7 separate regions of the Homo sapiens genome follow, and all the other regions are linked to region 3. The links are chromatin loops, found by intact Hi-C in ENCODE. Cell type or tissue: mammary epithelial cell. All regions are shown on one strand. Region 1 holds the start of GRID1-AS2 (GRID1 antisense RNA 2). Region 2 has its middle 390 kb from the start of CCSER2. Region 3 has its middle 210 kb from the start of CCSER2. Region 4 overlaps CDHR1 (cadherin related family member 1). Region 5 overlaps GHITM (growth hormone inducible transmembrane protein). Region 6 has its middle 280 kb from the start of CCSER2. Region 7 has its middle 10 kb from the start of GRID1.

Region 1 (4,000 bases), 1.1 Mb after region 3:
ATAGCAGGAAAGCAGCCATAAACAGCATGTAAATAAATGAGTTGGGCTGTTGTCCAATAAACCTTTATAAAAACAAGCTGTAGGTCAGATTTGACCAGGAGTCAGAGTTTGCCAATCCTTGGTCTAGTCTTTCCTTAGGCCTGATAAGTGCATGTGGCTGAGAGAAACGGAAGCAGCCTCTCTCCTCTCTCTTTGTGACACATCTTTCAGGACCAGGAAAATCTTCTCCCTTACAGAAGGTTATCAAGAGACAAGCCTGACAGGAACCCTGGAGCTATTTCTCTTGTCCCTTCCACCATGAAATCTAAAGGGGGTAACCTGCTAACTGATGACAGGAATCTTGTCTCCGATTTATCTGCCTCTGCTCAGTCAGACAGCAAACAGATGACTCATTCAGGAACAATCCTGTATTTATTGAGACTTACTGGGTGCCAGGCAGGTTTGTTGTGAAAATGGTGTGTTGTCGTCTCTTAATAAATAAAAATTCCCTCCTGTTCCAAATTCTTTCATCTTTGCCTCATCAAAGCCTGACAAGGTCTCACTTGTCCTTATCTTAGTGGCCACTGGCATGGTAAATCCTTTATTTGCATCTTTTGCTACTGATTTTTTAACATTATTGTATTCATGAGTAAGACTCTATTTCCAGAGGGTTAGTGATTTCCTAAGTGCCACCAATGGACAAGGAGTAGCTAGAAAAATAAGGAAGTGTTTCTCTAATGACTCATCTCCAGGTTTATTACCCTCCAGAGGCTCAATGATGTGTATTGGCATGAAGGAGTGGATCTCAGAGGCGAGCCAACCATGACATAACCCTTCTCCAGTTCTGATACCGTGGACAAGTGATCACTCTAAACAATTCCCCACCTAAATTGGTTTCATGTCATTAAAAGCCTTAGGACTCCCAAGGAGAAAATAACAGCATACCATCCATACCAACCTCCTTGACTTTTGCAGCAATTAGACATTGCTCCACTACCAAACACTCCCTGAAAATGGAGCTGAGTCATCAAGGAGCAACTGAAAATCAGAAGTGTGATTATCTGTCAATTGCTAAAGAAGTTTCCAGGAGAAGCCCCTCGGTGGGCTTCTCCTCACCTTTGCCAGGCTGCCTACACTGCATGGCAGCAGACTCTGTTTGGGATTTGGAGAGGCTGTTCCTCCCTGAATACTAGGCCCATAATACCCTACTTGCTGGATTTGTTCTGTAGTTTCTGGATTCAAGTCGTCATCCTCACTTAGGGCACAGCCATCTCCAGACTGGTCTGCTCTCTGGGCTCAGGGATTCACAAGGTTACTGAAGCCATAGTCTGGGGGCAGGGAGCAGAGGGGCCGCTCCATAGGAGTAGGGAAGAAGACAGATTTCAGACAAGCATTTAAGTCCAGTAGTCATCCAAACAGGCACACGAAGAAGGAGGATTTGAGAGTAAATCTGAGCTTTTCTTCCACTAAAAAAAATGCAGCACACTTCATTGTCTGACAATACTATAAACTCACTTTTATGACACTAGTTATAAAACCCTTAACATTTGTCTAGTGCTGGCAGTCAGTTTTTTTTTTCTTAGAGATCCAAATGCAAGAGAGAGATTTGTGATCCCAAAGCCAGCTTGGGGTTCATAAAATGAAGGTACCATAAAACTAATCCATCTTATGTACTAACAAAGATTAAATTCTATACCATGAAGTGATAGGCATTGATAAGAAATCCTTTGTTTGCATCGTTTGCTACTGATTTTTTAACATTGTTGTATTCATGAGTAAGACTAAATATCACCAGACGGTGAGTGGTTTCCTAAGTGCCGCCAATGGACAAGGGGTAGCTAGAACAATGATGAGGTGTTTCTCTAATGACTCATCTCCAGGTTTATCACCAACCAGAGGGCTCAGTGGTGTGTGTTGGCCTTTCTGAGGCATAAGCAGGCACATGTCGCCTGCAAAGAGGGAAGGGGTGGGTACTTGTGAGGAGCCCAGCACTGCCTTGCTTGGTCTGGACTTACGCATTTGGAAGAGTAGGGAGGTGAGCAGAATGAGATTAATGACAACCTTTGCTTCAGGATACCCATACATTTCTCCAGGAATGGCTCACTTTTTGAATTAACTCATTAACTAATTTTCTAAAATCTCCTGCTAATCTAAACCTAACACCAACTCTGACTTACCAACAATGTCCTTCTCTCTTCTCTGCTGCTCTGGCTCTCCCACCTGTAGCAACCACTGTGGTGAATCTTGTATTTTATCATTGCTTTGGATGTGTATGTGTATATTTTATACATTTTTAAGAGGGTATAATATTCTGTGTTACCTTCTATTAGTTGACCCGTATGAAATTGCCTTAATGTTTTATTTTACTCAATATTATTCTGCTAAGATTCATCCATTTCATTGTAGACAACATCTTTCTTTATATTGTTAATGGTCATTTGGATGGTTTCCAGGGTTTTGGTTCTACAGGAAGTGCTACTATGGCCTTTCTTGTCTCCAAAAGTGCATGTGGACATTTATTTTGGGTGGATACATTGGAGTGTAATTGCTGGGCCATACAGTATGTAAGTGTCCCATTTTATAAGAGAATGCTAAGCTCTTCTCCAAAGTGATTGTACTGAGCACACCCCCATCAGCAATTAACCAACTGTTACTCCACGTCTTCTTCACCGCCTCTCATTTTGTGCCAAACTAATTGGTGTAAAATGATATAATCTTTATGGTCCTGATTTGTATTTCACAGATCACTAATAATTTTGAACATCTCTTCATTTGATTACTGGCCATTTGTGTTGCCTCTTCTGTGGAAGGCCTGTGCAAGCCTCTTGCCAGTTTTCTATTAAGTTGTTTGAGCTTTTCTTATTAATATATTCTTGACAGTAATCTTGCATTGGTTATATGTATTGTAAACATCCCCTCCCAGTGTGTGACCTACCTTTCTATTTTATTTAAAGTGGCTTGTAATGAATAGAACTTTAACAAAGTCAAAAGTAGCTATCTTTTTTTTTTCTAAGCAGTGCTTTTTTTTTTAGCATTATGCAATGAATCTTCTTAAGACCCTGTGTGGATGACAGTATTGGCTCTCTCTGAGAGTCAAAGAAAGCCAGGAAAGGGAACGCGAAGGCCATTTGGCCCAGGCCTCACATGCACAAAAGGCCTTAAATCAACATTGTGTTCATTATCTTCAAATGAGGTCACCTACAGCCACAAAGATTCACTGTCAGGGGTGAAAGAAGATCCTGCAGCTTAAGGCTAGAGCATCATCCTTTGCAGTGCAGTGAGAACTACGAGGTTTTAATAAATCTTGTAAGCATGAGAATAGCACAGTTACACTGCATTCTATTGTTATTGTCAAAGTATCACTTTGTTAAATCTAAACATTCAAAATTTATCATGATATGTATTTTCAGATCATTTAAGTCTCTAAGGAGACCACCAAATGGAAAGTTGCCCAGGTCTTTCTCAAATCCAAGAGTTCCCAAACAAGGAGAATGGTGTGCTCCATTTCACAATGTTGGTAACTTACGAAACTGGAATTCACACCTAAATATGTCAAGCTCCAGAGCCTAGACATCTTCTGCTGTTCAATGTGGCTAAATGGCAATGAAAAATCATCCTGAGCATGGGATCCTGTACAAGTCATCCTGTGCACGACCATCTTCCCAGTGGGCCTCACTCTACATGGCACCACAGCTAGGTGCCCCAGCCTGTCATGGGATAGAGGCTGCACTCTGCCTGATGCCCATGTGTTTCCAAAGCAAAGGGGGACTCAGGCCTCTCTCCCTTGACCCCTCTGGGGCACATCAGGGAGGGGCTGGCAGATTGCTGAGGACCATGAAGGGCAGGGCGGTGGGCTTTACTGGCCCCAGAGCTTGCCCCAGGCTGTCCTGACATCCACTGCTCTCTGCAGGAAGGCCAAGAAGTCACTGGAGTGGCTGGGGGGGCAGCACAGGGATGAGTGTGTGTGTGTGTGTGTGTGTGTGTGGCAAGGTGTTAGTGTGCCTGTGAGGGTATGCATGAG
Region 2 (4,000 bases), 180 kb after region 3:
CAGAGATTTTGAAAATTTGGTTCCAGGTGTTCATAGGAGAGGTCAGAGTTGGAGATATGGATTTGTGAGTGACAGGTGAAGTCAATGGCGGGAATGAGATTAGAATTGGAGGGGAGATTGGGAATGAAGTCTAGGGCATTAGTACCTTGATGAACTTCTCCATTTCAAAGTAGAAAGAGGAAGAGGAGAGAGGGAAGGTGTATTACTCTGCTTGGGCTGCCATAACAAAATACCAAATACTGGACAGCAGCATAAACAACAAGAGTGTCTTGTTTCACAGCTCTGGAGGCTGAAAGTCCAAAAATCAAGGTCCACAGGGTCAGGCTCTGTTGAGGACTCTTTTCTTGGCTTGCAGATGGCCACCTTCTCATTGCATCATCATGTGGCCTGTTTTTGTTGTGTGCAAACAAGGAGATGGAGGGAGAAGCAGGAAGAAAGAGAAAGTGGGAGAGAAAGAGCTCTCTGGTGTCTCTTCTCATAGGAACACTAACCGCATCTGATCAGGGCCCCACCCTTATTACCTCATTTAACCTTGACTATCTCCATAAAGTTGCTATCTTCAAACACAATCACATTGGAGGTTGGGACTTGAATTGTGTACCCCCTCCCCTAACTCATATTAGGGGAGGGGGGACCCAATTCAGCTCATAGCAGAATGTGACTTAGAAAAATAGAAGAGGTAAGGAAGAATTTGAGGGACAGCAGGGAAACTGGGGGATGAGAGAAGTTCTTGAAAATGCAAGGCCAACAATGTCAAAAGATGCAGTAATAATAATAAAAAAAGAATAGCTACAATGTCATGTGTAACTATTGTGGGTAACCCTTTACATGAGTTACTTCGTAATTCCTCATATCATCCTGTGCTGTCAGTCCCTTTTTGAGTTGAAGAAACTGAAGTTGGTAGAAATTGAGTAATGTGATGGCGCTTCCCCAGCTGGTTAGTGGAGAGCCAGTTTTCAAACATGGGTTTCTGATCCCAAGTTGTGTATTATTTCCATTGTGCTCAGTTGCTCTCCTGGCGGGAGGTTGATGTTGAGAAGAGGTCACAGGGTTGGAGGGGTTTTGGGATGGGTCAGTGATGGTATGAGAAAAAGGGTGCTGGTCTAACTTAGGCCCATGGGCTATATTTTCTGACCCTTGCTAAGAGAAACATAACTGTGACTGTAAAGAGAGAGGGAGGTTAGTGGCTGGTTAGGGATGGGTCAATGGTGGTATGAGAAAAAGAAGGGCAGGTTTCAGGATGTGGGTTATACGGGGAAGTGGGGAAGTGCAGCCTGGTAAATCTTAGACCATTGTGCGGATTGTAAGTGCCCTTTGACATGTTGTCTATTCATGGGAAAGATGACTCTATAGTCAGTAGCTCTAGGAAGCCCAGCATTCTGTGTTTCTTGGTATCAGAACGCATTTGCACAACATTGGATGTTTTCTTCCCTACCCTTGCTTATTGGAGCTGCATCGCTGGCCAAAAGCTCTGCATGGGTTTTGACTGCAGGCAGGTGCAACCCAACAGCACCTCACCTCAAGCATGCACCTGTACCTGATGCTGCCTGCTGTCACCATGGGTCTCTTCTCTGGTTCCCACAGGTTGTTGGATACATTTCCCCCTGATTCCTGCATTACACACAATCCTGCAACGTGGTGTACACAGGAGCCAGCATCTGCCCCCTAGTGGCAGCCAACTTGGCAGTGCAGCCTCATTTTCCCTCTCTGCTTCCCCCGCCTTGTCCCTGTCATGCTCCTTGGGATTGTACTTCCTAACAAGGCACATAAGTCTTCCTAAATAGTGCAGAAATCTTCTGCCTCAGGCTCATTTCTTTTGAAAATGAAGCTTTTACATGCAGGCCATAACACCCCTTCCTTTAGAGATTCACAGTGTGTGTAAGCATAATATAGTTTCTTTTTTTTTTTTTTTTTTTTGAGACGGAGTCTCGCTCTGTCGCCCAGGCCGGACTGCGGACTGCAGTGGCGCAATCTCGGCTCACTGCAAGCTCCGCTTCCCGGGTTCACGCCATTCTCCTGCCTCAGCCTCCCGAGTAGCTGGGACTACAGGCGCCCGCCACCGCGCCCGGCTAATTTTTTGTATTTTTAGTAGAGACGGGGTTTCACCTTGTTAGCCAGGATGGTCTCGATCTCCTGACCTCATGATCCACCCGCCTCGGCCTCCCAAAGTGCTGGGATTACAGGCGTGAGCCACCGCGCCCGGCCTGCATAATATAGTTTCTAAGAATTTTTACAGAAAAAGCCTCTGCATAATCCAGAGAGCCCTAAGCTTATTAAACTTTGAGTCTCTTTTTTTATTTTAAATATTACACTAATTCAACTCCAAGGATTATAGTGTTCTACAATGTATGGGACACAGATTGAGTTTAGCTTGTGTAGTCTATTTCCAAGGGAAGGGATCAGCAAACATTTCCCTATAATGGGCCATATAGTAAATATTTAAGGCTTTGCAGGCCATAAGGTCTCTGTCGCCACTACTGAACGCCAGCATTGTAGCCAGAAGTAGGCATAGATAATGGAGAAATGAATGGGCATAGCTTTATTTACAAAATAAGGTGGTGGGCTGAATTTGGCCCATGGGCCATAGCTTGCTGACCCCTGCTAAGAGAAACATAAGTGTGAATGGAAAGAGAGGGAGGTTAGTGGCTGGTTAGGGAAAGACAGCAGAACTGAAATGAGGGAAAAATGCAAGGAAACTGAGGGTGATCTCCTCTCACTGCTAAGTGTCTCTCACCTTTCTTCGTGTGCCTCCTGAATTCCTTGATATGGTCAACAGAGCAAGCATAGAAAATAACCTCTCACCCTTCTTTGTGTGCTTCCTGAATTCCTTGATATTGTCAACATAGCAAGCATGGAAAATAACCTCTCACTTTGCCTATAATCTGTTTGGCATGATCAAGGTAGGTCAGCTGTTCAGAGTCACCTTTGACCTCCCTGCCCTTGTACATAGATGTACAGCATTTCCAGAGTCCTTCTCAGCCCTGCGTCATCAGGAGTTGATGAAAGCCTATTATTCTTGCCCATTGCTAGCATTGATCTTATGGCTCTGCCTCCCTAAGCAGGCTGCTTGTTGGTGTAATGCATCTTGGGGCAATCTATGGTGCCAGGCCCAATGGAAGAGGGGCCTGAGCGGCTCTTCCCAACCCCGGCTGGGCTTGTGGGTGTGTAAACAAGCTGTGTGGTGCAGAGCATCAAGTGTGCCCAGCATGTCCTACTTTTTTTTTTTTTAACATTTTTCTTTTCATAGTCAAGACAATAGGAATATATCATTAGGCTGATTCCAGCTTAGATATATGAGAACTGAGAAGAGGATGAATGGTAGCGGGGAGGAAAATTCATAGGCAGCCAGCACCTGCTGATGCCAGGCCCCTTAGTAGGCACTTTGCATGCTATCTCATGTAATCTTCAGAGTCTTTGAGTAAATGCTGTTGTTTTTATCTTTCTGAAGAATCAGAGATGATATATATCTTGCCCAAAGTTATATGGCTAGCATGAAGGGTAGCAGCAATAAAATTCCAGAAAGGCAACACTAACGCCTGTGCAATTCTTTCTACCTCTCACTGAGACATGCCTGCTACTTGGCATGTCTGAAAATGAAGTCCCTGTGGCACTGAGTCAGTTTCTTCCACATGTGAAGGAGTGTATGACACTGCTGTCAAGTGTAGATACATGCTGAAATTTAAGTGTGAAACCAGCTCCCTTTCAAGTTGTTCTCATGTTCTCTCATAGAACATGAGAGAAGCTATGTCTCTATTTCTCCATTCCTGGTAGCTGAACTAACTTGCCCACTCCTTGCAGCTCAACCTTAGACCTTTGGAGCAACCGTATTCAGAGAGGGTTGTGTAGAAAGAGAGTAGAGTCCATGAAACTCAAATGCCTACGTGACTAGTACAGAGCCAGCTTTTGCAGAATTGCTCTCAACAAGCTCTTTTCTCATATGCTGTTTGCATGATTTATTATTAAAATCAATGGCATTGTACTGTATCAGCTTGTCAAACCA
Region 3 (4,000 bases):
TAAAATCCACAGCAGATTTCATATAAAAAAGGAAAAATATCTCATTAATAATTGTTATACTCATTACATCTTGAAATAAATTATTTCATGCTGGATTAATAAAAAATAAGTTATTAATTTTACTTATTTCTTTTCACATTATAAAATGGGACTTTTAAAAAATTTAAAATTGAGTATGTGGCTGGCACTGTATTTCTTTCACGTCTAGAGATAGAAGAAATACTCTAGAGAGAGTATTTCTCTCTCTTCCTGGCTCCAGAGAGGTGGACTAGGCACTCTGGTCACCACGGGTAATGCCCCAAAACCCTAAGAACCTTTTGTGTTATTATGGGAGAACAGTTGTCTTTGTCTTCTAGATGCAGGCTAGCTTAGAGTTGAAGAATTTGGCTAAAGTGTTCAGTGGCTCCAAACAACTTTGCTCTGCCAGTTGGGACACGTTCTCTGTGTCAGCAGGCCAGGGATTGGGGTGGGGGTGTTGTCAACAATGGGAAAGGAGGGGCAGGGGGAAGGCAAGTTTGTTTCTCAGAAGTAGAATGAGCCACCCCTGCACCTGAAGTGGGTGTCTCTTTTGAAAAGGATTCTTTGGTCTCCAGGTATACAGTGCTCCTTCCATCACTGGGGTCCAGGTCTGGGCCCCAGCATTTGGACTTCACTCACCAAGGCCAGCTCTGATTTGCTGATGTATCAGTTATAGTTTTCAGAAGCCAATTTGCAAATTTCCTTTCAGATCTTAAAAAGGCTGGAAAGCAGAGAGATGAGGGCATAAAGCTTTGTAAATTATCAAAATCCCAAGCACACACATCTTCAAGCGCACAGGAACCACAAGTCCCCAATCATTATTGTGGTTCTGCTTTTTCCCCTATATTATGTGTTACAATATTACGAGTCAATTTCCCAGAAGTTTTAGCTGCTTTTCTCTGGCTGCACTAATTATATCAATAACAAACTCACAATCACATCAAATGACTGTCAACATATCCCAGTGCGCCATGCTCCATGAAATGACTAAATAAAGCAAAATTCCTTTATGGATTCCTTGGAGTATAACTGATCACAAGTTTGAGAATCTTGGGCTAAATCCAAAAGATGGCATCAAGCTCCCAGGCAGCTGGCCAAAATGTGAAGGCAATCTGCCTGGATGAACTTCTTCAAAATTTCCAGTTTACTCTTAGCACATCTAAGGTCACTGTATGAGTCCGTTTTCATGCTGCTGATAAAGAGATACCTGAGACTGGGCAATTTACAAAAGAAAGAGATTTAATGGATTTACAGTTCCACATGGCTGGGGAGGCCTCACAATCATGGCAGGAGGTGAAAGGCAGGTCTCACATGGTGGCAGACAAGAGAAGAGAGCTTGTGCAGGGAGACTCTGTTTTTCAAACCATCAGATCTCACGAGACTTATTCACTATCACAAGAACAGCACGGGAAAGACCTGCCCCCATGATTCAGTTACCTCCCACCAGGTCTCTCCCACAATAACTGAGAATTCAGGATGAAATTTGGGTGGTGACATGGCCAAACCACATCAGTCACACTCCAATTCTTGAATGAAACTGGGTAGGACCAGTGCCCACCCAAATGATCAGAAGGGAGTGTGTGCCTCCCACACAGTAACTCCCCATTAAATGTGAGTTCTCACGTCAGAGGTGCATAGGGCTGGGGAGCCAGAAGTATGTGAGGTCTCTTTCTGGGCTTAAAGCAGGGAAGGAACCCAGAAGCCCCCTGCTGAGCAGAGGACTCACTGTGGGGTTTGCCCTTTGGTAAGTCTGAATTTTGGTGGTCGAATTCAAAAGCCTCCTGTAGCGTGCAAAGGACACAGCTTCAGAGCCTTCCAGGGTGGCTAGCTCATGGTGGTCACGCCCCACCTCCTGTGGAATGAATGGATTCCACAGGGCTTAGTTGTCTGTTACTGTCTTGTTTCCTGTTACCCTGGGCTATGTCTCTTAGGCTGCCTCCAAATCTTCAGGGCAGCCTTGGAGGAGCCTCACACCGGACTCAGGCTAGAGCTCCCAAGGGAGAGCAAAGCCGTGGGGTGACTAGGTGCTCAGTGAGTCCCCAGGGGAAAGGGAAACTTGGGGAACAGGATGCAGGGCTGTGCTACCTGGCAGCCCTCCTTTCAAAGGGGATGCATCTCTGGCCATCATAAAAGATTCAGTTCTGTCAAGGGCCTTCCAACATGCAGAGCGTGAATGAGGCCTGTCAAGGGGCTCCCGGGGCCTCCCTCCCTTCGCCTCCTTCCTCCAGATGATGTTTCTTTCCCTGGGGTCTTGGCAGCTGGTCCTGAGCTCCCGGCGGCCCATTTCCCGGACCTGCGTTCCCAGGCATGGCCACACGAGTGCGCCCGGCTCCCGCTCCGGATCCGCCTCACCGGGGCTGAGTCAGGCTAGCTAACGGGCCGCGGGATCCCAGGGCCGGGTCCCCCGACCCTGCCTGATCATCTGAGGGGCAACTTCGCTGCGCTTGGAAATCCTCTTGACGACTTTGTCTGCCAGGACGCCCCAGCGGGGCCAGCTGAGCGTCCTGGCCTGCGGCTACAGCCTATGGTGAGGGGTGGAAACGGCGCCCTCCTCCAGTGCTGCAGAAGTGATGAAGATTCCCGCGACCTGGAGGCACCAAGTCCTTCTCAAGCGCAGGGGAGAGGGAGGGCGCGGTGCGGGGGGGTCCTGGGGGGCTCCCTCGGAATGAGGGATGGGTCTCCCGACGGCGCCCCCAGCCAGGGCCAGAAGCGTGGGCGCGCCGCGTTCCCGGTGCTTCCGTGCAACACGTTTCTGTCTCTCCCGTTTTCCAGAGGGAAAATTTGCCGTGGGAAGCAAGGATTCCCGAGCCTCGGTCCTGTCCACGCGGTGCAGGGCACCTGTCCAAGGTGGGCCTGGCCTGGCCCTGCCCAGATTCAGCCAGGTGACCGGGGCTGCAGGCAGATCCAGATGACAACGAAGTGCTCTCCCCTCCATTCTCCAGGCCTCTCCTGCGGGGACCCAGCTGGAAGGCCTATGGGCTCCCACCCCTCAGGGCAAAGGCTGGACTTAAGGGCCAGGCTTTCCAGGTGTCATTTCCTCTCCGAACCTCTGGGTGTCACTCACCTCGAATTTCCTGTCTTTAGTTGGGCATTGGCCGACAGAGCGCGGAATCTCTGCTGCCCTGCTCAGGCAGAAGGGCTTGGCCTCCTTCCCACAGGCCATGGTCCCCAAACACCACTCAGCACCCCCAGGCAGGCTGCACATCTGGATGGGCATAGGGGGAATAGGATCCCACACTCACCCTCACCATGGCCTCAGGCTGTGCAGAGCATGCTTCCAGGTCCTTGACTTTGGGTTTGGGCAGATGACTTTGGCCAATGGAATATTAGCAGTCATAGGGTTAGCAGAGGCTTTCAATGTGCTTGAGAGATTGGCTTTGCATCCCCGCACTTCACTGATTGAACCTAAATGAGAAGCGTTTCCTCCTGGTAGCTGCTGCCCTTTCATCCTGGATCCCATAATAAGCACACATAGAGCAGGCCTGAGCCCAACCTGCAGTGGGAAGCCGAGCCCTGCAGTCCCACTGCCCGAAGCAGAGCCGACCTGCTGAGCCCAGCCTTGACAAGCATCCAGTTGTCTTCAGTGGGCCACACTTACAAGCATGGGAATTAGTGCTTATTGTCATATGCCACTGAGAGCTTGTGGAGGTTGTCCAGCAAAGCTGACTGACCAATGTCCTTTTCTCAGTCAGGCCTGAATGACTCATAGCCCAATTCCATGATACAAATGATATCATTGAGACAATGATATTTTGAAAATTGTGCAAGCCACAGAGCTGTCTTCCTAAGAGCTTGTATGGTGTGTATGGTGTATATGCTTGTGTGTGTGTGTGTGTGTGTGTGTGTGTGTGTGTGTGGTGTATGTGTGTAGGCAGGGGAGGACACTATCTTCAGTCAGAGTTCAGGCAAATGCCCTGCACCACCAGTACAAGGTGAGGGGCCAGGCTGCTACCCAGCATCACCCCGGGATGGAATTCCGCAA
Region 4 (4,000 bases), 330 kb before region 3:
TGATCCACCCGCCTTGGCCTCCGAAAGTGCTGAGATTACAGGTGTGAGCCACCGCGCCCGGCCTATTATTGACTTTACAAAGCAAAATGAAACACTTTTTGAGGACCCAGTGGTGGAGACGGGCTCAGAGTGAGGGAGAGAGATGCCGGACTGCTCTGGATGGGGGCTGCAGGGTGGGCCAGCGTAGGCCCAGGCCATCCCACTGAGGAGCTAAGGGGAGGAGGTGGTGCTGAGGGACAGGGCTCAGGGTAGGCTCCAAGGGAAGAGGCAGCACCTGGGCTGGGTTAAGAAGTAGCCTGGAGTTGACCAGAGAGAAAGGCTTGTGTAGGGGGGCTTAAGAGGGGACAACAGGCAGAAGTCAAGCAAGACTTATATAGTTGGGGCAGCCCTACGCCCAAACCCTTCCAGCAGCACCAAAGGCCCACAGGATAAAATCTTAATTCTGGGACCTCGCATTTGAGGCCTGGCCTCTCTCCCACCTCTTCCTTCATGCACCTCTGGGGTGGGATGAAAGCAAAAGATGGAGAGGGCAGTGAAAGTAAGGCTAGAGGTTAGGGAGCAGTAGAGGCAAGGGCTGAGTGTGGTGTGTGGGCCAGGAGTTGGTGCAAGAGGCCTGAGAATCCCTGGGCAGCACAGGTACTGACCCCTACTGGTGAGAAAGAAGCAGGGGCTCAGGCTATCCCTCCAGCCCTGGAGGCCAGTGGGTGCTTCGATCCCCCTGCAGAGGAGAGTAGGGCCATGCTCCACCGCCACGTAGAGGCCTGACCCTTTCCTAGGTGGGGGTAGCACCTCCTTTTCATCATGGAGACATTGTTTGGGGAGGGGAGGGTCCCCATATTGCCCATCAGGCAGCGGCTGTTCCTGTTTCCCCGAGGGCTCGGAGGTACTGAAGGTGGTCGCCATGGATGGAGACCGGGGCAAACCCAATCGAATTCTCTACAGCCTTGTAAATGGTGAGTCTGAGCAGCTTTGGGGGCTGCAGCTTTGACTCTCTAGGTGACCAGAGCAAGGTTCCTCAACCTCTCTAGATTCCAGCTCCCTCACCTGTAGGACCAGGATTACAAGATGTATGGAGAGGAAGGGCTGTGTCCAAGACAAGCAAGTCTCTGGGTTGTGTGCTTCGGTCCCTGCCTGTCATGATATCCAACAGCCAAGAGAGCATGGGGCAGGGGCGCTGAGAGCAACACGGAGGTGCTAACCCATGCTCCTCTCCCCCTGGGTATTTGCTCCTTGATGGGAATGCGTGGCAACATTTCTCACACTTTTTAAGTGGCTATGTATTTTCCTCATTCTTTTTAATTGTTATCCCACAGCATATAGATGAATTAAATGAATCAAATGCATTGGTGATATGGCATCTCCCTAGTGCTAGCCCTATATATGGACAAGAAAACTGAAGTTCAGAGAAGCTGAGTAGGCATCCCAAGTTTCCATCATTGTATTTGAACCTGAGCCTGCTAGCTCCACAGTCTGTGCTCTTCCCACAGCTGGGCAGCAACTGAGCCAGATGAGCTGTCCCTGGGCCAGGCCAGGGCATCGCATCTGGTGCCTGGTACCAGAAGTGTGCATGTCTATATGCCCCGGCCTTTCTCTAGGACATGCCTGTGCATACTCACTTTCCAGCAGCTCACATGTGGGCTGCCAGCCTCCTTTCCCCAGCCTCACAGGACCTCAGCTGCCTTCCTTCCCATCACCACTGCAAACCTTTACCCAGTCCTTGAGCACCCACCCCATCTCCTGCCTGTCCCACTCCACACCCTCCCTCTCCTCTCTTTATTCCCTCCCTCCTGTCCCTTCTTTCCCCCCTCCCCTTCCATGTCCGTCTCTCACTGTATGTCCTCCTGCTTCCTTTCTCTTTTCTTCACACACACACACACACACACACACACACACGTGCACACATGCACATATAGTATTATGCATAAGAAAAGGGACACAGTATGGAATGTGGGAGCTGGACAGAAGTGAGTTCAAGTCCCAGATCTGCACTAACTGTGTAGCCTTAGACAAGTTACTTAGCCCCTCTGAGACTGTTTCCATGTTGACAAGACACAGATGACAGGATTCCATTCTATGAAGACTTCCCTAGGCAATGCAGGACGATCCTGTGGCACGACTCCCCTGCGCCTCCCTGTGGTCCTGTGCAGAACTTCAGGGTGCATCTCCCTTGACAGGGAACGATGGAGCCTTTGAAATTAATGAGACATCTGGAGCCATCTCCATCACTCAGAGCCCGGCCCAGCTCCAGAGAGAGGTGTATGAGCTGCATGTACAGGTACCCTCCCTCTAGCTTTGTCTTCCCTGCCCACCTTTGGCCCTGGAAGTCTATAAAGGTGAAGACACCCAGGCCCTTTTTCCTGGGGCCCATAGTCTGGGGAGGGGGCTAGATGTTGTTCTAAAGAGCACCTGCACCAGACATGAATTCACAAACAGGGAGTCACAGAAAGGCAAGAGGAGGTGCAACTGAAGCAGCAATGCCTGAGCATGGGTGGGATCCTGCAGGTGCATGCTGCCAGAGGCGGGCATTGGGTGGGTGGGGGTGGAGTGAAAGCATTCCAAGACAGGAAAGTGCAGCAAGCCCAGGCTGGAGGGGAGAGAACTGATATATTGGGGGAACAACAAGGAGTCAGTTGAGGCCAGAGCAGAGAAAGATGGGCAGCCTGGAGAAGGAGGAAACGTTGGACTCCCAGGCTGGGGCCAGAGGAGCAAAGGTCCTGAATGGGAGGTATGGATCTGTCGCTAGAGCCGGGCATGTGACCTGTGAAGTCACACAAGGACTATACTTAGGAGGATCCCACACTAAGCTTAATGCTCGCTGTTTGCTGTCTTGGAATTCTTAATAATTTCACCAAGGGATCCCATATTTTTATTTTTCGCTGGGCCTGCAAATTATGTAGCTGGTCCTACCCAAGAGCAGTAAGGAGCCATTGGAAGGTTTTCAGCAGGATTACAGCCACTTGAAAAGTTCACCTGGCTGCTCACCAGACCAGTGGAGTTCCCAAATTTGGAGATTTGGGCCAACCAAGATTTTCAGGATCCACTCCCGGGCATAGGAATTCAGTGTGTTTGGGGCAAACCCAGGAATCTGCGTATTATAAGCACCCAGGTAATTCTGGTACCAGTCCCAGCCAGAATTTGAGAACTCTGGTCTCAACTTGGGTTCAGAGGGAACTAGATGAGAGGTAGAGCCATCGGCCAAAGTAACAGAGGAAGACAGCCTGTGGGGCTGAGGGTAGGTGGGATGGAAGAAAGGGACAAAATGAAAAGTATGCATGAGGCAGATTGCACAGAATGAGGAAATTGCCTGATCTTGAGGGAAAGGGATGGGAGAGGGATAGATGAAGCCCAGGTGGTCCCGTGCCGTCAGGAGTACAGGACAGCAGGCAAGTGAAGTAGGTGAGGAAGGATGCATTTGAAGGCTCGAGGGACATGCAAGTTCAAACATCAAAACTTGGGCATACAGGTTTGGAATTGTGGGAGAGAATGTCAACCTACAGGTAGCTGTGGAAGGCATGGGAGGGAATAAAAGCACCCAGAGGAAGAAGAAGAGAGAGGACAATTGGCCAAGCACAGCTGCGGGAGCTGTGTGAAGAGGCTGAGAGTGAGGAGGAGGAGAGGGGCAGGTAAAGGAAACCCAGGAGGGATCAGAGAGGTTGAGGAGAAGATGTAGAGAGCAGAGTCACATTGCTGTGGGAATAGAGCACTTGGGAAGGAGAAAGAGTAGCAGTGCCACATACAGTGTGGAAGTCAGGGTGAAGAATCTGAATGAGGGGTGGGATGAGAATCAAGAGGGATAGCAGTGAAAGTGTCAAGGAGTGGAGTCCAGGTAGGGTTATTTTAGGATACAAAAGACCAGAGCATGCTTACAGAACAAGGGAAAGGTGGTCTTGAAGAGGTTCATAGGATATCTGCCACATGGTTCACAAGGTACCTATGGGATCTTTGCCCTGGCTTTGTAGGCTGTATTAGTTATCAGCTGCATAACTAATTACCCCAAACT
Region 5 (4,000 bases), 390 kb before region 3:
GAAGTAGACAAGAGGGCCAGGTGCAGTGGCTCACACCTGTAATCTCAGCGTTTTAGGAGGCTGAGGCAGGAAGATTGCTTGAGCCCAGGAATTTGAGACCAACCTGAGCAACATAGTGAGACACTGTCTGTAATTTTTAAAGAAATAGAAAATTTTAAAAATTAAAAAAAAATTTTTTTAAGTAGACAAGGGCGGTCCAATTTTACCAAACAGTTTAAGGGAAGAGGAGGTAGGAAAACCTAATTTCAGAGGTGACTTACAATCCCATTAGAGGGAAATTCAAGTGTTTGAGGTCTGGAGGGTAAAGAAGACGTGGTTAGAAAGGATACAGTTGTCAAGCTGAGGAGAGAACCTAAGCAGTCGGAGGCCATTGGAGATACTGGAACAACAAAAGCGTGATTTATATTTGAGTTTTTAGAACCAATGTGGAAGAGACATGGAGCAGGTGTACCAGCTGTGCCTTTGTAAGATCTGAAATGAGGGATGATAAGAACCTGAACTAGAGCAGAGTGTGATACTGGAGGGGAAGGAGAGTTCATGTAACACTGATTCCCCACATAGGGACGAAAACCATATTATTTTCACTGTGTTGTACTTTACTAAAGGATAACCATTTACAGTAGCAGCCATTTGGATATTTATATATTCTTAGGATCATGCTTTTTCACATAGACGTCATGAATCTCCCAGCCCAGAGGTTCACAAAGGCACAGAATGTTTCACTGGGGATGTCAGTTTTAATCAGAAGCAAATAATTTAAAACAATACTTTTGTAATAAACATGACAATATTTACCTAAAATTTTAGGCCCTAAAATGAGGCTTCAAAGAAGTTTTGTGTTTGGGCCATATCCTCAGTCCCTTCTGGGCAAAAGATTACCCTCTTCCACTGTTAGTAATACAGAAAATAGGAAAGCCAAAGACAAGTGTTACAGAGATGAAGATGTAACCTTTTGGGTGTGACAGACATATATATACAAACACACACATAGACACACAGATAATGTCAAAGTTTGTCCCAAGTGCATCTGAGGAGAGGTATCTGATCTTGCTCTTGGGCAGCCAGGGTACCTACTAGAAAAAGCTTTTGAGATGAGACAGTACCAGAGTAAGTCGACCAGATATGGAAGGAGATATTCTTAGGCATGATGGATTGAATTAAGGAGGCCTGAAATTTTGGGGCATGTTGGCAGCTGTGCCAGTTCCGTATGGTTGGAATGCAGAGTTTGGAGTGAGACTGGATCATAGAAGATCTTAAAAAAATTTAATTGCTGCTGTCCACAGAGGATGTGTGAAATAGTTTGTAGTAATTATTTCTCGTTAGAAAATGGTGGAGTGGAGCTCGATATGCTTTTCTTTTCTTTTTAATGTTTTTTAAAAATAGAGACTAGATCTCTATGTTTGCCTAGGCTTGGCTTAAATTCCCAGGCTCAAGTGGTCCTTTCACCTCAGCCACCCAAGTAACTGACATTACAGGTCCATACCACTACACCCAGCTCAGTATGCTTTTTCATGTTAAGGTTTTCCCATTCTTGGCAAAACCAGCTATTTGGTTTACCTGTACTTTATATTAGAGGTTGAATATTTTGATGTTCATAGGTGAGACAGATAATACAGATGAGTGAGGAGGCCTAGTGTGTCACACAGGAGATTGTTGACATCTAGAGGTTACTGACATCTAGAGTTAACCTTTTCAACTAAAACCATTCACCATGTTCTTTTTTTTTGTTTGTTTTTTTAAACATAGTTTGCCAAACAAAACATCTGTGGCCTGATTCCAAGGGCTACAAGTTTGCAATCTCTGATTTAAATTTCTTGGAGATTAGCACCATCTTATTTCCATTACATGTTAATACATTCTTCTTGTCATACACAAGCAATATTTAATTATAACACTGGAAATCTAAGATAGGCAAAGAAAAGGAATGAGGACCAAATTAGCCATAAACCTGGAAGGGTAGAAGTGTAGAATCTTATTTCTCATTTTTCTTTTCCATGTGCTGTGATAATCTACTTTCTATTTTTCAAGTCTTCATTTAGCAAATATGGAGTTCAAAGTGATGTGCTATATATATTTTTTTTAAAAATTACTAATTTGTAAGCATCACTGATTTTAAAGAAAATGCTATTTGTGCTATACAAAAATATATTTTTTAATTAAGAGTTAATTATCTTGGGATCCCTAAAGGGTTTTTGTTTCACCTCTGTCCAACAAGAGTAAAATTGTTAAAAGATGTGTTGCCAGTTCAAGCTTAAGACATGCATTTGAAGCTGTCTGCAAAACCTCATATATGGCAGTAGGGGGCACTCGTGCTAACTTAGCCAAAACTCTGAAATAAACCCAGAGCTTTTAATGTGCCAGAAAAATTAAAGTTTTTATTTTTTATTTTTTATTTTTTATTTTTTTATTTTGAGATGGAGTCTCGCTCTGTCACCCAGGCTAGAGTGCAGTGGCACGATCTTGCCTCATTGCAACCTCCACCTCCCGGGTTCAAGTGATTTTCCCACCTCACTCAGCCTCCCAAGTAGCTGGGACTACAGGCGCGCACCACTGCGCCTGGCTAATTTTTGTATTTGTAGTAGAGACAGGGTTTCACCAGTTAGCCAGGCTGGTCTCAAACTTCTGACCTCAGGTGATCCACCTGCCCCAGCCTCCCAAAGTGCTGGGATTGCAGGCGTGAGCCACCACGCCTGGCCTTAAGCTTTGATTTATTATCTTTAATATTTTTACAACTAGTTTATTAGAAGTAACTAATTGTACTTCAAACCTGTGGGTTTCTGCTTTGTTTTCATATAAAGATCAGTTTTTCTTAATAGTACTTGTCTTTCAGACAATTGGTGTGACCTTTGCAGCCATGGTTGGAGCTGGAATGCTGGTACGATCAATACCATATGACCAGAGCCCAGGCCCAAAGCATCTTGCTTGGTTGCTACATTCTGGTATGTTCTGTTTTAAATTGTTACGAGACAACCTTGACTACCACCTTTTTTGGGTGGCTCTTCACAGTTGTAAATGACCTACATGGAATTTAAGCCTCATGTTTAGAAAACACCATTTTCTTCAGTCATTACTGGCTGCATTATTGCCAGACCTTTGCTTTGAAAAGTTGATTTTGCTAAGACCATGGACATCTTCAATACGAAACTTGTATCTTCTGACAGTCTAGTATATGCAGAGATTTACTTTTGTGTATTTTGTTCGATACCAGGAGGGTTTTATATCTAGTACGCATCATTTGAGAGTTGTTTTTGTCTGGTATGTTTAGAAAAATTAAAAACTGAGGATAGAGAAAGTTGTGCTAAAAATGTTGCTGCGAAATAACAAAAAACTGAGAGGAGTCCTAATAGAAGTGTTCTGTGTAGAAATTTCACCCACTGTTTTGCCTAGAGCAAAAAGTATTTTTAAATTATTCATCATCATGAGATAGTATACCTTATTAACCATATAACTTGATCTAGAAATGTTATTCTTTAAGCTAGTATTGAAAATTCAGTATAAAGATAGCTTTGTGCCTAGTCTATGAGGTAAACGACATTTAAGAAAAAGGTAACTTATTCTTCTTAGCACTGAAATAATGCATTATCTAAGTTTTTTTTCAATTAAGGAGTTCCATTTACCTTTGTTGAATTACTGGTAAATTTTTTACGAAATTGTTTATAAATATCTGACAACTAAAATTACTTATTTATAAGCTGTTAGCAGTCCTTATTACATAAAGAAACAGCAGTGTCTGTCTTAGAAGTTCCCACATTTTAAGTTTATCATCATATGCTTTCCCTTTTGACAGCAGTAGGTTTGACCTTGAGTTATTTGTTTTAAGCTTGTTTATCTCAATTATTATATGAATGTTGTAGAAACTAGTGGTAAGCTCAGATTCAAATAGCTACATGGAATTTGATGGTTACTAAATAAGTAGATTAGTGTTTGCTTGTGAGTGTGATTGATTAGGAATAGTGTTAATGTTGTGATATAGAATTTGAGTAGTCACCAATTTGGGCTG
Region 6 (4,000 bases), 73 kb after region 3:
TCCTGCATGTGTACTCAAGAATTTAATTTTTTTTTTTTTGAGATGGAGTTTTACTCTTGTTGCTTAGGCTGGAGTGCAATGGTGAGATCTCGTTTCACCACAACCTACACTTCCTGGGTTCAAGCGATTCTCCTGCCTCAGCCTCCTGAGTAGCTGGGATTACAGGTGCCCACCACCATGCCCAGATAATTTTTTGTATTTTTATTAGAGACGGGGGTTTCACCATGTTGGCCAGGCTGGTCTTGAATTCCTGACCTCAGGTGACCCACCTGCCTTGGCCTCCCAGAGTGCTGGTATTACAGGTGTGAGTCACTGTGCCCGGTCCTTACATTTTTAAAAAATAAGTCCTGGTATTTTTTTTTTTTTTTTTGAGACAGAATTTCACTCTTATTGCCCAGGCTGGAGTGCAATGGCGCAATCTCGGCTCACCACAACCTCTGCCTCCCAGGTTCAAGCGATTCTCCTGCCTCAGCCTCCCAAGTAGCCGGAATTACAGGCTTGCGCCACCACACCTGGCTAATTTTGTGTTTTTAGTAGAGACGGGGTTTCTCCATGTTGGTCAGGCTGGTCTCGAACTCCCGACCTCAGGTGATCCATCCACCTCGGCCTCCCAAAGTGCTGGGATTACAGGTGTAAGCCACCGTGCCCTGCCAGGTCCTGGTATTTCATTGCTTTCTTTTTCAGGTGGAGCTTTACAGTATGTCTTAGCCTTGACCTGTGGAAAGGCAGACGTGCTGCTGCAGCCCTGGCTTGGCTGCTACCTGAGGGCCCTCGTGAAGCTCTGGGTCCTGGCCATGCTGTGGTGGCTTCTGGCTATACAGATAATGAGAGGAGGTGAGCAGCGGTGGGAAGGGAAGAGGAGGGGGCCCTGAGAGGGAATCAGGAGCTGAGCCTGAATCCTGAGGTCTAGGAAGGGCTGTGTGTCCCGGGGGGAGCCACTTCCTCTCCAAGAGCCCCAGCCCTTGTCTGCAGCAGGGGGTTGAGTAGATACCTAAGGGTCCTCCCAGTTAGACAGATGCTGAGATTCTGATCCGGAGTCTCACATAGCCCTGTTGTCCTGTCTGCTTTTGGGAAGGAGCTTCCTCCTGAAGGAAACTGACCATGACTATGCGAGTGGCCAGGCTCCCACTCTTATCATCCATCTGCTTCATATGGCAATAGCTTGATCGTCATTTCTTTCATTACCAAAGTATTAAAATATGTAACAATAGAAAAAAAAAGAAAAATGACAGGAATAAGCATTATAGTCCTCTTTCCTAGGGACAGCCCCTGCTGACACGAGGGGGAGCATCTTTCCAGTCTTTGTCTTGTGCTTATAGTTCATGCTTTATCTTTGCCAGATCATTTCTTCTTAAATACAGCGTTATAACGTGACTTTCAGCAATTGAATAACGTGAACGCTTTATTCTAGCATTCAAGGCTGTCTATCTTTACAGACTTGTCTTTTACGCTTTCCCTCTCTGTGTCTCTCACTCGCACTCTTGCTTCTCCCCAAATGAACCCTGTCGATCCCCTCTCATGCTGTAGAAGCCATCTCCCGGGGCTTAGCACTCCACCTCTAAACTGAATCTATTCTGTGACGCTGGGAAATTCTGACTTAATCATTCCGCACCTTGCTTCCTTGATTACTCCACAGTATCTTTTGTGTTCCTGATCTTATGTCATTTCTGAAGGCTTACCGTATCCTCTGGCTGTCTGTCCACTCTGCTTGTGTGTTCCCACAGCTGTTATTCATACCTTAATCGGCACCTTTCTCACTGTATTGTAATTGTCTGCATGCTTCTTATTTAACGCCAGTTCTGGAGCTGCCCGCAGTGTTGCACGCTGAGTATTTGCTGTCTGGGTTGAGTGTGTGTGTGCGGCTGGTCAGATGCCAGGCGCTGTCTGTGTCACCCAGTGTGTGCACATGGTTGGTTACTTGGGTGTCCTGCTAAACCATGAGCCCCCTGCAGGCAGAGTCCACACAGAATGGATCCATTCCCATTTGTAGGGCTGGGAAAAGCTCCTCCTGGCAGGGCTGGGTAGACTCTGGCCTGTGACGCTTAGGGCTGGCTGAATTCAAGACCACAAGATGTCAGTGTTGTCTCAGCCACAGAGGAACAGCCAGGGCTGTGGCTCTTATGCCTTGCCTAGGTAATTCTGTGAGTTGGGCAAAGCCCAATTTAAACAAAATATGTGTGTCTGTGTGTTATCTTTTGCCCTGTCTTCAAATCCAACAGCCAACAGAGTAGGTGGCCAGTGAATTCGTTGCTGATCATGGGTCTTGTCAAGGTACAGAGGCAACGTGTCTTTCTTGGGGGAACTGGGGGACTGCCATTCTCAGCTCTGACCTCCAGTCAGCAAGTCCAAGGGCACCGCCAGGAGCAGCACCCCTACTGGTGGTGGATGACAGAATGACAGAATTTCTGAGTTCTCACTTCTAGCTTGGAATGTCAGAAGGGTGTTGAGCAGGAAATCAGAAGGGCTGGGTCTGTCCTGACTCTGCCCCATGAAGGATTAAAAACTCAGGAAAGGCACATGATTCTCCAAGTCTCCAAGCCGCATTTTCCCCTAGATGGGCTACCTGGATTAGCAGTGAGCTACCTGATCCCCAAGGCTGTGGCTTCTGCATGTGGCCTCTAATCTATTTCCAGGTGAATGGTTACAAAGCCGTCTTCACCCTGTATCTTCGCACATGACCTAGTTGCAAATCTGTTAGTGGCCAAAACCAGCATCAGTGTTCTCATGGATGTTCTGCTATTCATTCAGTAGCAGATGAAATTCGGATTACTTTAAAAGCAATTTTTAAAAAAAATTTTGAATGGAAAAAAGTAATTTCCAGTAAATATGTTAATTTTCCTTGAACTTGTTCTTAGCAAAACTTTTTCTGTCCTGGATGCTCTCCGTAGGCCCTCTTGATTCTATTCTGGATCTTTTTTTTTTTTTTTTTTTGAGATGGAGTTTCACTCTTGTTGCCCAGGCTGGAGTGCAATGGTGCGATCTTGGCTCACCGCAACCTCTGCCTCCCGGGTTCAAATGATTCTCGTGCCTCAGCCTCCTGAGTAGCCAGGATTACAGGCATGCACCACCACGCCCGGCTAATTTTTGTATTATTAGTAGAGATGGGGTTTCTCCATGTTGCTCAGGCAGGTCTCAGACTCCTGACCTCAGGTGATCTGCCCTCCTCGGCCTCCCAAAGTGCTGGGATTATAGTCATTCTATTCTGGATCTTAATGCCATTCCAGAAAGCCAAGCACCTTAAGGCTTCACAAATATTCTGATTTTGCATAGACACTGTTGAAAAGAGCATCTTTATAATAAATTCCAAATTGATTGTATTATTTAATATCTTCTAAAGACATCACAATGACTTATTGATTTTTTGAAATTAAAATTAAAAACAAACCTACACAATTGTTTGTAATTCACCAGATGTCAGGATCTGGGATCTGCTGAAGCCAAAGCCTCATTTTAAAATGTTGAAAAAACATTTCAATGAAAAATCAATAAAATATATGACAGTAATGAAAAGATGAATAATGATCTGAAACAGACCCTTCCCTTTGATTCAATGTTATACAAAAACATTGAAAGCATCCAAAATGTAACTTGACTATAAGGTTAAAGTTGGGATTGGGAATGGGTAGAAAAGATATGGCAGAGGGAAGGAGTGCTTACTTTCCAGGTACTGTGTTAAGCACTCAAGTTCCCCAGTTGTTTACAATATATTTGAAATATGAACATATGGACTTATTTCTGCTGCTGCTATAATAATTCCTATTCACATAGTTAGATTCCCAGTGTCCCAGGTCTCATCTGCACAGCTGTAGCTGACTTGGGGAAGAGGTGACTCTAACAAGCTTGTGAGGCTGGAATAAATACATCAGTACCATGGTAGTACTCATATGTCACTTGCTTACATGCCAGTTATTCTTCTAAGCACTTTAGTTATATTTTAATCCATTTGATTCTTTTAGCAGCCTATAAGGACAGATTTACAATGATTGTTACTCCCATTTTA
Region 7 (4,000 bases), 1.8 Mb after region 3:
GGGCCTACAGGACCCAGGCGGATGGAAATTAGTGAGAGAGACCTCCAGGACCGCCGCACCCATAGCAGCTGTGTCTGAGCCTGGCTGCGACTGCCTGCCCTCTGCCCTCCATTCCCACATAGCAATCCACCCCAACCTTGTTTCTTAAAACACAAAAAGTCCTTTATTTCTTACACACAGAAGCTTGTTTTAATGTCTTGTTTGATTTAGAAAATGCCAGAAAATGTGAAGAAGAAAATGATGATAACCCATGACACTGCCTCCATGTTCTTCCCAAGTGGCCCATTCTGACCAATGAGACCTTGGCTGAAGCTCTGTTCACATAAAATAAAAGGCAGAGCCTCCGGAGGAGAAAGAGTTTGTTCCTCTGCCTTCCCCCTTCTTCCTGCTGGAAGGTAGACAGGAGACCCGGAGGAAAGCCTGCCGTCCTGTGACCTTCAGAAGCCAAGCAGGGCATGCACAGCCTGCGTTCCAGGAGGGCAGAGCGAGGCTGCTTTATCAGCCCAGGACACAGGAGCCAATCAGACCCTGGTCTTTATAAGCTTCTGCAGTGAATTTCTCAGTTTTTCGTAACTTAACACAAATCCTACCTGATACCACCAACCAGAAATAACCGCCGTTGACATTGTGATGCTCTTCTTCCCATCCTTTTTTCTATTCAAGTATAATTTTGAAAGAGAAACAGACAAAAATATTACTACCTGAAATTATTTTTCACCTCTTTCTTGCCTGTCTCCACCTATAGAAGGAAAGCCCAATAAGGAGGACGATAGTATTTATCTTATTTACAGTTGTATTCTCAGTGCCTAAAAGAATACCTGGCATGTCTCAAAGATACTCAATAAATGTTAAATCAATTAATTAGTGAATGAATGAACATTTTAATGTGAGCATTTCTCTCTGCTATGAAATTCTCTTCCAAAAATGTGATTTTTTTTTATGGCTGATTACAGTTCTATTCCATGGAGCTATCATACATTATTTAATCATTCATTTGCTATTGAATATTCTCCCCAATTTTTACCATTATAAACAGTGCTTCGGTAAAAAATACTTACACATGCATTTTCAGCTTTTATGCAATTATTTCCTTAGTAGAATAAATACCTAGCAGTGGAATTGCTGGGTCAAAGGTTATGCGTCATTTAAGTCTCTAATACATAGTTCCAAAATTGCCCTCCAAAGCTGTTTTTAAAACCAGTCTACGTTTCCATGGGCAATTCATGAAAGTGTCTGCTTCTCTGCACCTTCAGCAACACTAAGCGTTATTCTTTGTTTCATTCTTGATAAATGAAAAATTGCATCTCTAAGTTGTTTTAGGGTGCATTTCCTACCCACTGGGAACACTGACTGTTCTTTTGCCAGTGTGTGGCTCTTTGTGGGGTCACCTGAGGGTAGCGGCCTGCATCTACCATCATCTGTTGAAGGTCTGTGACCATAGAAGGGAGGGTCTCCTTGGCCTATGGGCCAGTGATCAAGCCTCTCCAGGAAATGTTGGGGAGAGTAGCCAAAGGCTAGACTTCTGGAGTCCACGAGATTTCCAGACTGGAATCATCTGGAATCATGGAGCTGACCTTCCTTCACAGGAGGCCGGGCCATCCCCGTGATCCCCTGCTAAGGGTCATGGTGGGCAGGACAGACACAAGTCCTAATGTGGACCCAGAGCCTGGTGGTTGGGGGTGAGGGGAGACCTTGGGTAGGCCCAGGCGAGGACTGGACGTTTTTGGGGACTGGCAGGGAAGGGAAGCTAATGCCAGGCCCTGAGACCTGGAAGGCTGTTACGGACTCTGAGATGCCCGAGGGAGTTGAATAAGGAGGAAGGAGGGGCCATCCAGGAAGCAGGCTGAGCACAAGCAAAGGCCCAGAGCAGGTTCAAGCATGGGGTGGGCTCAAGCCCAGATCAGGACCACACGGCCCGCGCATCCTCTCCGCCACACTCCCTCCCCAGAGGCCGCGCGCGCCCGCATGCCCCGCTCAGGCCCAGCTCGTCCGCAACCTAATGAAAGCCGAGGTGGGGGTTGTCCAAACATCTCCCGACCCTCACTCTGTGCCTGACCTGGGCCGCGCCCTGAGCCACCGCGCAATTGCCCACATTTCACAGATGGGGGGATTGTGCACGGACCAAGAATGGTCAAGGGCCTCCAGGCCCCACGAGGGGCCGAGAAATAGCCACGCGCGCCGGGGGTTTGAGGGCTGGAGAACCTCATGGAAGAGGCGGTGGGGCGCCCTGCCCCAAGAGACCCCGGGCTGAACAGAGACAGCGGTCTCCGGCCCCCGTGCCCGCCCTACTGGGCTGACGGCTACACGGGCTGGTCTGCCGATTCCGCAGGTGACAGCGCGAGGGACGCAGCGAGGGCGCAGGCCGCCGCGAGGCGCGGTTTCCAAGCCCAGTCGCCGGCGCCGCCCAGGAGCAGCCGCAGTGCAATGCTGCCCCCTGCCGGCAACCGCGGGAACGGGCCCCAGGCGCTGCCGCGCGAGCCGCCCCAGGAGGGAGGACCTGTCCCAAGGATAACCGCACCTCTACGTGGTCCGGAAGGCCTGCACGCTGATGGGCGGTGGGAAGCCCAACAGGGCCTGGTCTCAGTGAAAATAACAGCAATAGCCCACATTTACATAGCGTTTACTACGAGACAGGCACTATTTTAATGCTTTGCATACATTAACTCATGTAATCCTCACCCAATCCTTCACAAGGGAGGCGCTCTTATTATTCCCATTTTACAGAGCAGTAAATGGAGGCACAAGAGAGTTATGTAACATGCCCAGCTGGTATGTGGCAAAATAGGATTTGAACCCAGGCATTCTGGCTCCCCAGCCCACGTCTTTGAACTATCTGCCAGTCAGAAAAGCCAGTGGGGGATCCACTTTACACAGCCCAGCACCCCTGTGTAAATTCCTGCGGATTTCTAGAGCCCAACCCCCATGGTCAGCCCCTGCTGCAAATAACAGGCAGGCGTCCTATAGCGTGGATCATTAACCATTCTCCGTCTGGACCACACACGGAGGGACTGGGACCCTGGATTTCCCAGGGGTCTGTTGGAGACTGCCTGAGCCTTCCCTGAGAGCCTTAAAAGGCCAGGATCCAAAGAGGTGACCCCAGTGTCCTCCTCCTCAGGCCATCCAAGATCCGAAGCAGGAAGAGGGCCTGGGTGAGCTCAGCTTTTGTGAAGAGCTCACTGTGTGCAGCATCTGTCCTGGCAGCCCCCAGTTCTTGCCGCTTCCCCCTCACCCTGATTCCTGCCAAAGTTTCAGGCTCAGCTCTGTCAAAACAGTAAGTCAAATTGTGACAGTCCTACTTAAAGCTCTTTACTACAACTCAACAACAAAACCAACCTGATTAAAAAATCAGGCAAAGGACATGAATAGACGTATCTCCAAAAATGAGATATAAATGACCAATAAGCACATGAAAAGATGCTCAACATCACTAGCCATTAGGGAAATGCAATAAAAACCACAATGAGATACCACCTCACATCCATTACACACTAATCACAATCAATCAATAAATCAAGCAAGGATGTGGAGAAATTGGAACCCTTGTGAATTGTTTGTGGGAACGTAAGAGGGTGCAGCCGCTATGGAATACAGTAGGCCATTTCTCAAAAAATTGAAAATAGAACTACCATATGATTTTCAATTTAACCGAAAGGGTCAAAATCTCACTTAAAGAGTATATTAAGTGCAAAGTTCAAGGACAAGTGGTCCAGGAAGCAAAGATTCCAAAGGATGGAAGTCAGTGTAGATCCAAAGTGTAGAAGTTTAGGATCGTGCATACAGATAAAGTTTAGGGAAGCTTAACAGAACATTTAACATCTTTTTATGTAAGACTTAATACATAGTTACAATGATCTGATTAGTCAAGATGGTCTTTTTCTTCTGGGAAAGGTACACTTAACATTCCACACTGAAGATATAACTATCATGGGGTCTTGGCTGCTATCTGGTCTAAGTTAGGTACAGGACAATAAAAAAGGCAGTTAATTTATAACAAAGATCA

Evidence for each region. Hi-C counts contacts between places; a loop is a spot of excess contacts. Peaks named below come from ENCODE experiments on the same cell type or tissue, not always from the same donor. Only the 100,000 strongest peaks of a DNase experiment are listed, where the experiment ranks them.
Region 1: it touches region 3 in a loop (6-fold over the local background); 2 of 110 quality-filtered maps call a loop at or near these places.
Region 2: a loop joins it to region 3, with 6 times the contacts of the local background. A loop is called at or near these places in 11 of 110 quality-filtered maps.
Region 4: it touches region 3 in a loop (7-fold over the local background); 3 of 110 quality-filtered maps call a loop at or near these places.
Region 5: a loop joins it to region 3, with 8 times the contacts of the local background. A loop is called at or near these places in 21 of 110 quality-filtered maps.
Region 6: it touches region 3 in a loop (11-fold over the local background); 8 of 110 quality-filtered maps call a loop at or near these places.
Region 7: it touches region 3 in a loop (6-fold over the local background); 60 of 110 quality-filtered maps call a loop at or near these places.

Annotation. Positions count from the first base shown.
Region 1 is chr10:85,642,175-85,646,174 of GRCh38, forward strand. The region is part of intron 13 of GRID1 (glutamate ionotropic receptor delta type subunit 1); the gene reads right to left. GRID1-AS2 (GRID1 antisense RNA 2) reads left to right here and starts at 1,891. Exons shown (of 4, transcript NR_199154.1): 1 at 1,891-2,014; 2 at 3,390-3,492. In mammary epithelial cell, no CTCF peak of the experiment used is centred here; DNase peaks (open chromatin) are centred at 797 and 1,837; H3K27ac peaks cover 1,813 bases.
Region 2 is chr10:84,714,392-84,718,391 of GRCh38, forward strand. No RefSeq gene overlaps it. Among named protein-coding and RNA genes, the nearest start is that of CCSER2, 390 kb to the left of the region's middle. In mammary epithelial cell, a CTCF peak has its summit at 1,670 (motif pointing left); no DNase peak of the experiment used is centred here.
Region 3 is chr10:84,538,353-84,542,352 of GRCh38, forward strand. No RefSeq gene overlaps it. Among named protein-coding and RNA genes, the nearest start is that of CCSER2, 210 kb to the left of the region's middle. In mammary epithelial cell, a CTCF peak has its summit at 2,335; a DNase peak (open chromatin) is centred at 1,889; H3K4me3 peaks cover 433 bases; H3K27ac peaks cover 1,514 bases.
Region 4 is chr10:84,203,653-84,207,652 of GRCh38, forward strand. It overlaps CDHR1 (cadherin related family member 1), which reads left to right. Exons shown (of 17, transcript NM_033100.4): 9 at 875-953; 10 at 2,175-2,275. Among named protein-coding and RNA genes, the nearest start is that of CDHR1, 11 kb to the left of the region's middle. RefSeq lists enhancers at 1-140, 141-641. In mammary epithelial cell, CTCF peaks have their summits at 656 (motif pointing left) and 2,126; no DNase peak of the experiment used is centred here.
Region 5 is chr10:84,145,900-84,149,899 of GRCh38, forward strand. It overlaps GHITM (growth hormone inducible transmembrane protein), which reads left to right. Exons shown (of 9, transcript NM_014394.3): 6 at 2,831-2,939. Among named protein-coding and RNA genes, the nearest start is that of GHITM, 8.4 kb to the left of the region's middle. In mammary epithelial cell, a CTCF peak has its summit at 2,292 (motif pointing right); no DNase peak of the experiment used is centred here.
Region 6 is chr10:84,611,522-84,615,521 of GRCh38, forward strand. No RefSeq gene overlaps it. Among named protein-coding and RNA genes, the nearest start is that of CCSER2, 280 kb to the left of the region's middle. In mammary epithelial cell, a CTCF peak has its summit at 2,059 (motif pointing right); no DNase peak of the experiment used is centred here.
Region 7 is chr10:86,374,977-86,378,976 of GRCh38, forward strand. No RefSeq gene overlaps it. Among named protein-coding and RNA genes, the nearest start is that of GRID1, 10 kb to the left of the region's middle. RefSeq lists an enhancer at 2,098-2,640 and silencers at 2,118-2,316, 2,276-2,570, 2,420-2,469, 2,480-2,539. In mammary epithelial cell, a CTCF peak has its summit at 2,443 (motif pointing left); a DNase peak (open chromatin) is centred at 2,435; H3K4me3 peaks cover 202 bases.